Regions from separate parts of the Homo sapiens genome. Here region 1 is linked to region 2. A link is a contact called in ENCODE Hi-C or POLR2A ChIA-PET data. All regions are on one chromosome and are shown on one strand. Each heading gives the region's core, a stretch centred on a gene start or an enhancer-like site at or near the end of the contact. The rest is flanking DNA. Distances are from core to core; before and after follow the strand shown. Region 1 has its middle 39 kb from the start of LINC01973. Region 2 has its middle 90 kb from the start of SNHG20.

Evidence for each region. A loop is a pair of places that touch in the nucleus more often than their neighbours do. ChIA-PET counts read pairs that join two places held with the same protein, here RNA polymerase II (POLR2A). Pooled maps may share reads with other maps.
Region 1: a loop to region 2 is called in a map of CD4-positive, alpha-beta T cell, with 6 times the contacts of the local background. The contact joins two enhancer-like sites. A Hi-C loop is called at or near these places in 1 of 168 maps with a recorded cell type or tissue (CD4-positive, alpha-beta T cell) and 4 of 50 pooled maps. POLR2A ChIA-PET finds 5 or more read pairs at or near these places in 2 of 52 experiments (CD8-positive, alpha-beta T cell and CD8-positive, alpha-beta memory T cell).

The regions. Positions count from the first base shown.
Region 1 is chr17:77,842,034-77,847,542 of GRCh38, forward strand. No RefSeq gene overlaps it. Among named protein-coding and RNA genes, the nearest start is that of LINC01973, 39 kb to the right of the region's middle. RefSeq lists a silencer at 1,703-1,802 and enhancers at 3,422-4,071, 4,072-4,719, 4,720-5,369. Within about 2 kb of position 2,043, at least 2 of the 41 ENCODE cell types and tissues checked have a DNase peak (open chromatin) inside an H3K27ac peak, as active enhancers do; they include CD8-positive, alpha-beta T cell, where a contact is called at or near this core.
Region 2 is chr17:76,996,188-77,001,663 of GRCh38, forward strand. No RefSeq gene overlaps it. Among named protein-coding and RNA genes, the nearest start is that of SNHG20, 90 kb to the right of the region's middle. RefSeq lists enhancers at 1,724-2,264, 2,220-2,299. Within about 2 kb of position 2,009, at least 5 of the 41 ENCODE cell types and tissues checked have a DNase peak (open chromatin) inside an H3K27ac peak, as active enhancers do; they include CD8-positive, alpha-beta T cell, where a contact is called at or near this core.

The sequences.
Region 1 (5,509 bases), core at 793-3,292, 850 kb after region 2:
CCTGCATCCTGGGAGTTTGCAACTCAAAGATATTTCCTCTACTTTCTGTGAACTGCCTTGATCCCTGGCCAGCAAACTAGATGTGGTATCCTCAAAGCCAGACACAGGTGAGCAGCGGGCCTCTGCGGGCTGCAGCAGGGATCCAGGTAGTCATTTCCTGCTTTCACTTAGGACTGCTGTGCACCTGCTCTCCTTCTCCCACCAGGAATAACCACACCCAGTGTACCTCCTAGGGTGTCGGGGCCTCCCCAGCACTGAGTGCCCAGCCTAGTTCAGCCTCCAGGCTTCCAGTTTCCTGGCAGTCAAGTCCATTTGCTCTGGAGCTTTGCAAGGGGCCCCCAGGTCCTTCATCACTGCACCTGCAGCTGCAGTATAGGCCTTGACCCATGGCGAATTCAGCAAGGGTTGAATGGATGATTTGAGTCCACAGGATCTGAAGACCTTGGCTGGGAATGTCAGAGGCGAGGCACAGCCTGCCTGAGCCCAGTGAGAGGAGAGGCAGAGCATCTACAGGGCTTCAGGAGGCCCCTGCTGCAACCCTGCCTGCAAGTGAGTGAGTCGGCTGGAGCTGAGGCTGAGTTTCAAGTTCTAGGGAAATGGAAAGGCCACGAGAAGAAGTAGGACCCGAAAGAAACTTTCCCTTCTTGGAAACGTCCGTGTCGCCATTATCCCCAACAACTTCCTTTTCACCTCCCTGCCTCTAAGGGACCCTCCCACCATCAGCTTTCTCCTCTTTATCCTGTGCCTCCAACTTCCCCCTTCCATGGCTGCTACATAATAAGCATTCAATAAATATGAGTCATTAAATAGTCACTGCTGTTCCTGCCTCTTCCCCCTCTCTATATTAACACATTCAGTGTTCTATCACCTAAGAAAACTAAAACCTTCCAAAATGTTTCCCACATGTGGTCGGCTATTGATGATTTTTATTTCTGCCTTTGCATTTTTACATGTCAGAGGTCTCTACCATGCACATGTGTCTAAGAGGATTACAATGAATAAGAGCTGACATTGGCTGAGCAGGAACTCTGGGCCGTCCCCGGTGCTAGGAGTTTCCTATGCACCCTATTGGTTCAGCCTCTCGACAATCCCATGTAGGGTTACCAACTGTCCCAGATGGCCCAGGCCTGAGGGGCTTCCTGGGACAAGAGACTTCTATTGCAAAAACTGGGATAATCTCAGGCAAACCAGGAGGGTTGGCCACCTTCCACCAAGGAGGCGCTATCATGATCCCCATTTTATAGATGAGAAAATTGAGGCTCAAAGAGGCTTAAAACTCTCCCTCGGGGCCAGGCACGGTGGCTCATGCTTGTAATCCCAGCACTTTGGGAGGCCAAGGCGGGCAGATCACTTGAGGTTGGGAGTTTGAGACTAGCCTGGCCAACATGGTGAAACCCCGTCTCTACCAAAAAATACAAAAATTAGCCAGCTGTGGTGGCACATGCCTGTAGTCCTGGCTACTTGGGAGGCTGAGGCACGAGAATTGCTTGAACCCAGGAGGCGGAGGTTGCAGTGAGCTGAGATCGCACCACTGCACTCCAGCCTGGGTGACAAAGTGAGACTGTCTCAAAAAAAAAAAAAAAAAACCTGCCTGGGAATCTGATCAAAAAAGGGGCAAGCAAAGGACGTAAGTAGACATTTCTCCAGAGAAGACATACCAGTGGCCAAGAAGCCCACGAAAAGACGCTCACCAGCATTAGTCATCAGGCAAATGCAAATCAAAACCACAATGAGGTTGAGGTGCCACTTCACACGCTCGACAACAGCTATAATTTTGTTTTAAAACTGAAAATAAGCGTTGGTGAGGTTATAGAGAAATTAGAACACTTACACATTGCTGGTGGAAATGTAAAATGTTTCAGCCACTGTGGAAAACAATTTGGTGATTCCTCAAAAAGTTAATCATAAAATTGCTATATAATCCACAATTCCACTCCTATGAATATAGCCAGAAAAACCTGAAAATAGACACTCAAACAAATACATGTGCACACACGTTCATAGCAGCATTATTCATGCCAGCCAAAAGGTGGAAACAACCCAGATGTCCATCAAACAATGAATGGACAAATGAATTTTGGTCCATCCATACACCGGAATATGATTCCTTAAAGAGGAATGAAGCTCTTAGATGAATGAAGCCTAAGAACATAAAGCTCAGTGAGAGAGGCCACAGGCCACAGGCAAAAGCTCCCATTTAACCTGATTGCATTTTTTTTTTTTTTTTTTTTGAGATGGAGTCAGTGTCATTCTATCACTCAGGCTGGAGTGCAGCGGCACGATCTCGGCTCACTGCAACCTCTGCCTCCCAGGTTCAAGCCATTCTGCGTGAGCCTCCCAAGTAGCTGGGATTACAGGCATTCGCCACCACCTCCAGCTAATTTTTGTATGTTTTAGTAGAGAGGGGGCTTCACCGTGTTGGCCAGGCTGGTCTTGAACTCCTGATCTCAGGTGATCCGCCCGCCTCAGCCTCCCAAAGTACTGATTACATTTTTATTAATTGTTCAGAGGAGGCAATGCATGCAAACAACGCAGATTGGTGGCTTCCAGGGGCTGGAGGAGGAGGAAGGAGGACTGACTGCCACTGGGTACGAGGTTTCCTCTTGGGTGATGCCAAGGTTTGGGAACTTGCAGAAGTAGTGGCTGCACAACATTGAATATACTAAATGCCAGGAATTGTACACTTAAAAACGGCTCATTTTGAGCTGTGAGCTTCACCTTGATTTACCAAAAACAACAAAAACAAAACCTGTACTTCAGGTCACACAACTGATGAACACAGAGCCGGCCCCGGAGCATAGGACACCCACCAGCCCGCCTTCCGTGACCGCTGGAGCCTGTGTCGCTGCTAGTCCCCCCTAGCTCAGGCCTGCCTCCCCATGCTTCTCCAAAGGCTCTCTCTACTTGTCCACTCGCCATTTGCTTGTCACCGGGGTCAGGCTTCCCCGACCACCACCCTGTGCTGGTCACCCACCCTCTTCCACTGGGCAAGTCCAGTGAACGGCACTGGGGGGTATTTGCCATTCTCCCCACCAGACTGCTGCAAACTGCCTCATAAAATTACTCAGAAAAACCCAGGGAGGCCAAGCATGGTGGCTCGCACCTGTAATCCCAGCACTTTGGGAGGCCAATGTGGGCAGATCACTGAGGTCAGGAGTTCGAGACCAGCCTGGCCAACATGGCGAAACCCCGTCTCTACTAAAAACACAAAAATTAGCTGGGTGTGGTGACGGACCCCTGTAATCCCAGCTACTCAGGAGGCTGAGGTGGGAGAATCACTTCAACCCAGGAGGTGGAGGTTGCAGTGAGCCGAGATTGTGCCACTGCACTCCAGCCTGGGTGGCAGAGCGAGACCCCATCTCACAAAAAAAAAAAAAAAAAAAAAAAAAAGAGAGAGAGAGAGAGAGAGAGAACCGAAGGGAAAGGAAGAAAAGAAAAGATAAGAAAAACCCAGGGAGGACAAGACCCAAGCAGCCAAGCAGGTCACCTCCTGAGGCCGCTGCTTTGCCCCTCTAAGGACGTCTCAGGGCTATGTCTTCCTATGCCCCCCCTTTTCCTCTCAGTCAGCCCCCACCTCACGGGCCTGCCCTGCAGGGTGTCGGGGGGCTCTTCCTTCTTGTTTTTCTAGCCTTCGCTCAGCTCAGTCAGTCGGAGCCTGACCGTGGGGGCAGCTCCTCTCTGGGGCCGGAGAATCATTCCTGTCTCCTGTCGAAATGACCCTTGGTAGGAAGGTAAGTTCACTGTCCCCAGAAGGCCTGCGGGAAGAGGCACTGCATTTTACTCAGAGCCCCTGGCAGCTGGGGAGCTGAGGAGGGGCCGTCTGTCTCCTCTGTCTGTCAAGACACACTAGAGAAACAGGTGGGGAGAGAATCCGCAGAGCTGCCCGCAGGTGGCCCCCTGGGTGGGACTGGGCCTCTCTGCTTCCCGGGGCTGCAGGGAAGGTGTCACAGGCTAAGGGTGGACTCTGGACACGGCTGCAGCTCTCACCATTCAGCTGTGGGGTCTCTCTTCGCACCTCCATCCCGAGGGTCAGGGAAGGACTGGGCGGAAAAAAGCCAAGAAGCTGGTCTCATCCACAGACACATGGGGCTTCAAGGTGGAGGAGCCCCAGCCCAGTGGGGTGGACAAGGTGCCGGGGACTGCATAGTGACCGTCAGGGCAGCCATCAGCTCCTCCTATGAAACCCCACAGGGGTGGCTGGCACTTGTCACCCTGAAGAGGCTGCAATTCCCTCGCACAGGTCATCTTGGAACAGGCAAATTCATTATAGACCCCTGGGGTCAGGAGGGGGCTCAGTACAGTCCCAGAAGGTTCCATGAAAGCCAGAAGTAGTGCCCTCAGCTTCAGCCAGGACCCTCCTGCCTGCACATTTGTTGACCACCCAGGGCCTGGGTGCTCCTGCCTCCGGCCCCCTTTCCCCACCGTGAATCCATATGGTCCCTTCTTTCCCAGCACAGCCACAGGACAGCTCTGTCACACCCTCCCCAGTGACCTACCATGAGCCACCTGGGCCGACTGGCCCTCCTTCCCCACAGAGCCCCTGGCACCCAGGACTTCCTGGCAGGTGCTGGCCCTGAAGTCCTGGGCTTCCTCTGGGCTCCTATGTGAAGCCAGCGCCCTGGAGGCCAGGTGTTTCCTGTGGGTGGGGGGGCCTGGAAGGTTCTACCACACTCACATTCCACCTCCTCCTCTGGGGCCTCCCACTTGTGGCTCAGGCCCTGCTACTGTTAATCAGAGGGAAGAGAGAAGGCCCTGGGGATGGGGTGTGTGAAGGCCTGGACTGTCTACCGCAGGCTGGGCATGGGGTGGGGAAGTCTCAGGGTAGCAGCAAGGCAGGAAGGGGAGGAACACCCAGAGCTTGGGGGCAGAGATAAGTAAGGAGCCCCCAGTTCCAGGCAACCTGTGGGTGTGGCCTCTGGGGACCAGCCAGACAGCCTGGCATGGACAGCCTCACTCTTCTCACTGCTTTGCAAATGCCACAGGTGGTCAAGCACCCACGTGGTCTTCACACATCTGCACCTTGCAGGTCCAGGATGGAGCTGTGATCATCGCTGGATGGGAAAGCAGCTTCCTGTCTCCCTCTCAGCAAGTGGAGTGCAGTGGGGTGGGCAGCTGCTTGCTGCAGACTCACTCCTATCCCCAAAGAAGCCTTGAGAGGAGGCCCTACCATATGGGGAGACTGAAGATCTGAAAGGCCCAGCTTGCCCAAGGAACTCAGCCAGTGAGTGGCAGAGCCTCCTCCCGTCCCAAAACTCTGCCTCTGGCCACCCCCAAGCACTGCCCCTCTGATGGCATCAGGGACGCGATAAAGAAACCTCAGGCAGGGCCGGCCGAGAGCCCTTCTCCCAGGCTTGCCTCCAGCTGTGCAGGAAGCCCACCTGCCCAAGACTCACCTGCGGCATTTGGCGAAAAGCAGTCCTGGGCTCCCACCCTCCCCGGCCTACTTGAACAGGATCTCGAGGGGTGGACCCAGGACTCTGCCCAAGACTGTTGAGTCCCTCCCTCCCCG
Region 2 (5,476 bases), core at 759-3,258:
AGACCAGCCTGGCCAACATGGCAAAACCCCGTCCCTACTAAAAATACAAAAATTAGCTGGGTGTGGTGGCGCACGCCTGTAATCCCAGCTACTCAGGAGGCTGAGGTAGGAGAATTGCTTGAACCTGGGAGGCAGAGGTTGCAGTGAGCTGAGATCCTGCCACTGCACTCCAGCCTGGGCAACAGAGCGAGACTCCATATCAAAAAAAAAAAAAAAAGAAAGAAAAAGAAAGAAAGAAAGAAAAGAAAAAGGCAGCATGCATGCTGATGCACGTCTGCCTTTCTCTTGTTAATCTGTCTTTTTGTTCCAGGAGGCTGTTCCAGCTGAGAACTTATGAGTATTGTAGGAACAAATGAGTTTTCCACCCCTACAAGCCCATGATATTTAATCATATCTCTCAAGGGAACTAGGGGTTGAATCTTCTCCCTTCCCCAGCTCAGCCTGCTCCAGTCCAGAGGCTGCAATGGGAAGGGGATGGGGCGGATGATCTGCCCCAGCCCTGGCAGAGAGAGGGGGTTGGGGGGAAGGAGGTGGGAACCTGCTAGGGTGGTCCTCACTCGCCTGGACAGCTTCCCCTCTTGGCTTCCAAGGGCTCCTGGAAGGTTCCCTGCTGGGCTCTGGGTCCCTGTGACCCTGGGGGATGCTCCTCAAATCCTGAGTAGTCCCATGTGACGTCCAGCAGAAGCCCCCCCGAGCATCCTTCTGGGCACTGCCCCATCCCCTTCCAGACGGCCCCACTGGTAGGGTCCTTGGGTAGCCCCTTGTGATTCTCTCTCTGGTCTGCAAGGAACACTCCCATCTCCTTGCCCTGACACACAAACCTGGGCCTGTAGGGCTCCCGCTCCACCACCCGAATGGCCACAGCCATTTCCTCACCATGGAGATGTTTCTGGGGGAGGCAGACCCCTGGCCCCCTCACTCACGCATTTCCAGGCTGGGCCAGGTGTCCATGCTTTGCATTTCTCTGCTGCAGGAGACACATTTCAAGGCTCTCTGCAGGGGGTCCCATGAGTTCTCCTGATGCAGAGACAGAGCGGGGACCCGCCTAGGGGCCTGCCCGCACCCACCCCCCAACCACAGCATGGAAATAAAGGAAAAGTCTTGAGTTCCTTCAGGAGAAATTCCAGGCACTAGCTAGCCTTGGAGAATAAATGAGCAGCCGGATAAGCAGGAAGATAGCAACAAACAAGATGAGAGCAACAGGAGCCTCCCAAGCAAGCCAGAGGAACAAGGTGTTTTGGTTCCTACAGAAACTAAAGATAACATCTTCACATATGTTCTCGAGTTGTTTTTCAGAAACCCCCACTGCCAGCCTCTATCCTATAGACCTCAGATGTGGGGAACCGAGGGCGGCACTCTGACTGCCGTTCTTTGTTCAGAATTTCATCCTGAGAGGCCTGGAGAATCATGCCCATGGCCACACTGAGGTACAGCCTCCATGTATGGGTTTACAACTTTACCTGCAATGCACCCCTCGCTTTCCTGAAATGCATCCCTGCCTTTAAAAACCCTTGCCTGTGCTCACGCCTGTAATCCTGGCACTTTGGGAGGCTAAGGTGGGCAGATCACTTGAGGTCAGGGGTTCAAGACCCACCTGGCCAACATGGTGAAACCCCGTCTCTACTAAAAAATACAAAATTAGCCAGGCGTGGTGGCAGGTGCCTGTAACCCCAGCTACTCGGGAGGCTGAGGCAGGAGAATCGCTCGAACCCAGGAGGCGGAGGTTGCAGTGAGCCGAGATCATTCCACTGCACTCCAGCCTGGGCGACAAGAGCAAAACTCGGTCTCAAAACAAACAAACAAACAAACAAAACCCCTGCTTGTGAGCCGTCGGGAGTTTGGGTCTTCAGCCTTAGCTGCCTGTTCCCCTCGCTTGGCGCCCCGCTGTAAGTGCCCTTTTTGAGACAGCTGGGGAAAGCAGAACAGGGACGGGGGAAGGGTCCCTGTTTTCCTTACACACCATGCTGACTGCAGCCATACTCAGCCATGCAGCCCTGTAACCACAAACGCTTCCTTTCACAAAAATAGGCCAAGTAAATCTAAAACACACAGAGTGCTTAAACCACAAATGTCGTGGCTGTTAACAGTAGGGACTCTCCACAATCCCCAAATGCACATCCCCAGCAAGGTCCTAGCCCGCCCTAACTGTACCTTTGCTTCATTTTAATGGTAAACATCATACCCCGGATGGAAAGTTGAGATGCTAATGAGACATGCGTCGCGTGAAGAAGCGTGACAGAGACTGTGCAGTCATGATGGACAGACCACCCTAAACATGCAATGATGTCATCTGGAGGAGGCCGGAAGGAAAATAAATCAACAGTCCGACCAGCTTTGGGGAGCCAGCTGCAGGTCTCTTCCTGTACTGTCCCCCTTGCTGCTCCAGCTGAAAGCCCTGATAAACTGCCTTGCTCAAGCCCATCTTAGACTCTCGGTCAACTTCTATTTTCTGAGGGTCCACTGGCTGGGAACGCTGTGCTCTTGGAAACTCTCCCTTCTAGGGTTCTGGGAGAGGGTGAGGGGGCTCAAGAGACCGGGGCGGTTCTCCTTCATCCTGCTGTAAATCCTGCACCTGACAGGGCAGGGTCCCTGGTATCTATAGCATCATCTCTCCAGCCAAAACTCAGCCCTGCTCTAACAGCCTGAGACAGTGCCCTTTCTAAATACAGTGCTGTGATATGATGGCAACTCACATGTATCAAGCATTCACTGCAACAAACACTTTGAGGGATTAGCTCGCAGAACCCTCACAGCCCTAGGAGCTAGACACTGCGTGCAGGAGAGGTAACTGACCCAAAGAATGCCTGGCCTCTGACCTGGTTACCGCGGAGGAGGGTGATCTCTAGGCCACACCATGTCCCTCCTGACAGGAGTGTCTTTGTTGCCCAAGGGCTTTGGCCCCTGGAGGGTCCAGCAATGCGGTTTATGATGGGGGCCTCAGGACATCCCGTATCAGTGCCGACCTCCAGAGGGACTGAAGAGGATAGGTGAGTCACATGGTTAGCGTGTGATGGAGCCCCAGGAAAAGCTCTGGACCCCAAAGCCTCAGGTGAGCTTCCCTGGCAGGAAGCACTCTTGAATGTTGTCAGGCATTAGGGCCAGGAGGTGGGAAGACCGCCCAGGGTTCCCTGGGGAGAAGATGGCCAGAGGCTCCGCGTTTAGATCCCATCAGACTTTGGCCTGTGCATCTTGTCCCATGGCTGGTCCTAATTTGTAACTTATTTATTTATTTATTTATTTATTTATATATTCTGAGACAGAGTCTTGCTCTATCACCTGGGCTGGAGTGCAGTAGTTTGATCTCGGCTCATTGCAACCTCCACCTCCTGGGTTCAAGCAATTCTCCTGCCTCAGCCTCCTCAATAGCTGGGATTATAGGCGTGCGCCACCGTGCCTGGCTAATTTTTGTATTTTTAGGAGAGGTGGGGTTTCACCATGTTGGCCAGACTGGTCTTGAACTCCTGACCTTGTGATCCGGCTGCCTCAGCCTCCCAAAGTGCTGGGATTACAGGTGTGAGCTATTGCGCCAGGCCATTAATTTGTAACCTTTTGCGGTAACTATAATTGTTAAGTATAGCACTCTCCTGAGTTCTGTAGGTCATTCTAGAAAATTATCAAATGAGACGGTGGTTGTGCGGGCCCCCAAATTCATAGCAAGCTGGTCTAAAGTGAGGGTGGTCCTGGGACCCTCATTGTTGTGGCTGGGGTCTGAAGTGGGGGCTGCCTTGTGGAACCTGTACCCTCTGACCATAGAGTTTCCAGAATTCACCACAGATGCTGTCATGATCTCTGCTTCACAGATGGGGAGGTAGATGGACACTGAGGTTTCGTGACCTGCCCAAGGCCAGGCAGTTATATAATCTGTTATATAATCTGCAAATTTAAAAATACTTAATCTAGGCCAGGTGCAGTGGCTCACACCTACAATCCTAGCACTTTGGGAGGCCGAGGTGGGAGGATCACTTGAGGTCAGGAGTTCGAAACCAGCCTGGCCAACATGGTGAAACCCCGTCTCTAGTAAAAATACAAAAAAAATTAGCTGGGTATGGTGGAGGGCACCTGTAATCCCAGCTACTTGGGAGGCTGAGGCAGGAGAATTGCTTGAACCTGGGAGGCAAAGATTGCAGTGAGCCAAGATTGGGCCACTGCACTCCCAACCTGGGTGACAGAGTGAGATCTGTCTCAAAATAATAATAATAATAAGTAAGTAAATAAATAAATAAATAAATAATAAAGTTAAAAAGCACTTAATCCAGCTGGGCGAGGTGGCTCACACCTGTAATCCCAGCACTTTGGGAAGCCGAGGTGGGCGGATCACAAGGTCAGGAGATCGAGACCATCCTGGCTAACACGGTGAAACCCCGTGTCTACTAAAAATACAAAAAGTTAGCTGGGTGCGATGGCGGGCGTTGTGGCAGGCACCTGTAGTCGCAGCTACTCGGGAGGCTGAGGCAGGAGAATGGCGTGAACCCGGGAGGCAGAGCTTGCAGTGAGCTGAGATCTCACCACTGCACTCCAGCCTGGGAGACAGAGTGAGACTCCGTCTCAAAAAAAAAAAAAAAAAAAAGCACTGAATCCTAAGTGAACGAATGCAGGAACAGAAAACCATGTTCTCACTTATAAGTGGGAGCTAAACATTGAGTACACCTGGACACAAAGAAGAGACCAACAGACACCAGGGTCTATTTGAGGGTGGCGGGTGGGAAGACGGCGAGGATTGAAAAATGACCTATCGGCTGGGCACAGTGGCTCATGCCTGTAATCCCAGCACTTGGGAGGCCGAGGCAGGTGGATCACGAGGTCAGGAGTTCGAGACCAGCCTGGCCAACATAGTGAAACCCCGTCTCTACTAAAAATACAAAAATTAGCCGGGCATGGTGGCATGCACCTGTAGTCCCAGCTACTCGGGAGGCTGAGGCAGGAGAATCACTTGAACCAGGGAGGTGGAGACTGTAGTGAGCTGAGATCGTGCCATTGCACTCCAGCTGGGGGAATAGAGTGAGATTCCATCAGAAAGAAAGAAAGAAAGAAAGAAAGAAAGAAAGAAAGAAAGAAAGAAAGAAAGAAAAGAAAGAAAAGAAAGAAAAGAAAGAAAAGAAAGAAAGAAAGACAGACAAACGACCTATCCGTACCCCAGAGACATGCAATTTACTCATGGAAGTAAACTGCACATGTACCTCCTGACCCTAAAATAAATGTTGGAAAGGAAAAAATATACCCAACAAAACAAAACAAGATAAAACAAGGGCAGGCATGGTGGCTCATGCCTGTAATCCCAGCGCTTTGGGAGGCAGAGATGGGAAGATCCCTTGAGTCCAGGAGTTTGAGACCAGCCTGGGCAACATAGCAAAACCCTGAGACCCCCATCTCTACAGAAAATATAAGATTTGGCCAGGCATGGTGGCATGCACCTGTGGTCCTGGCTACTTGGGAGGCTGAAGCGGGAGGATATTTTGAGCCTGGGAGGTAGAGGCTG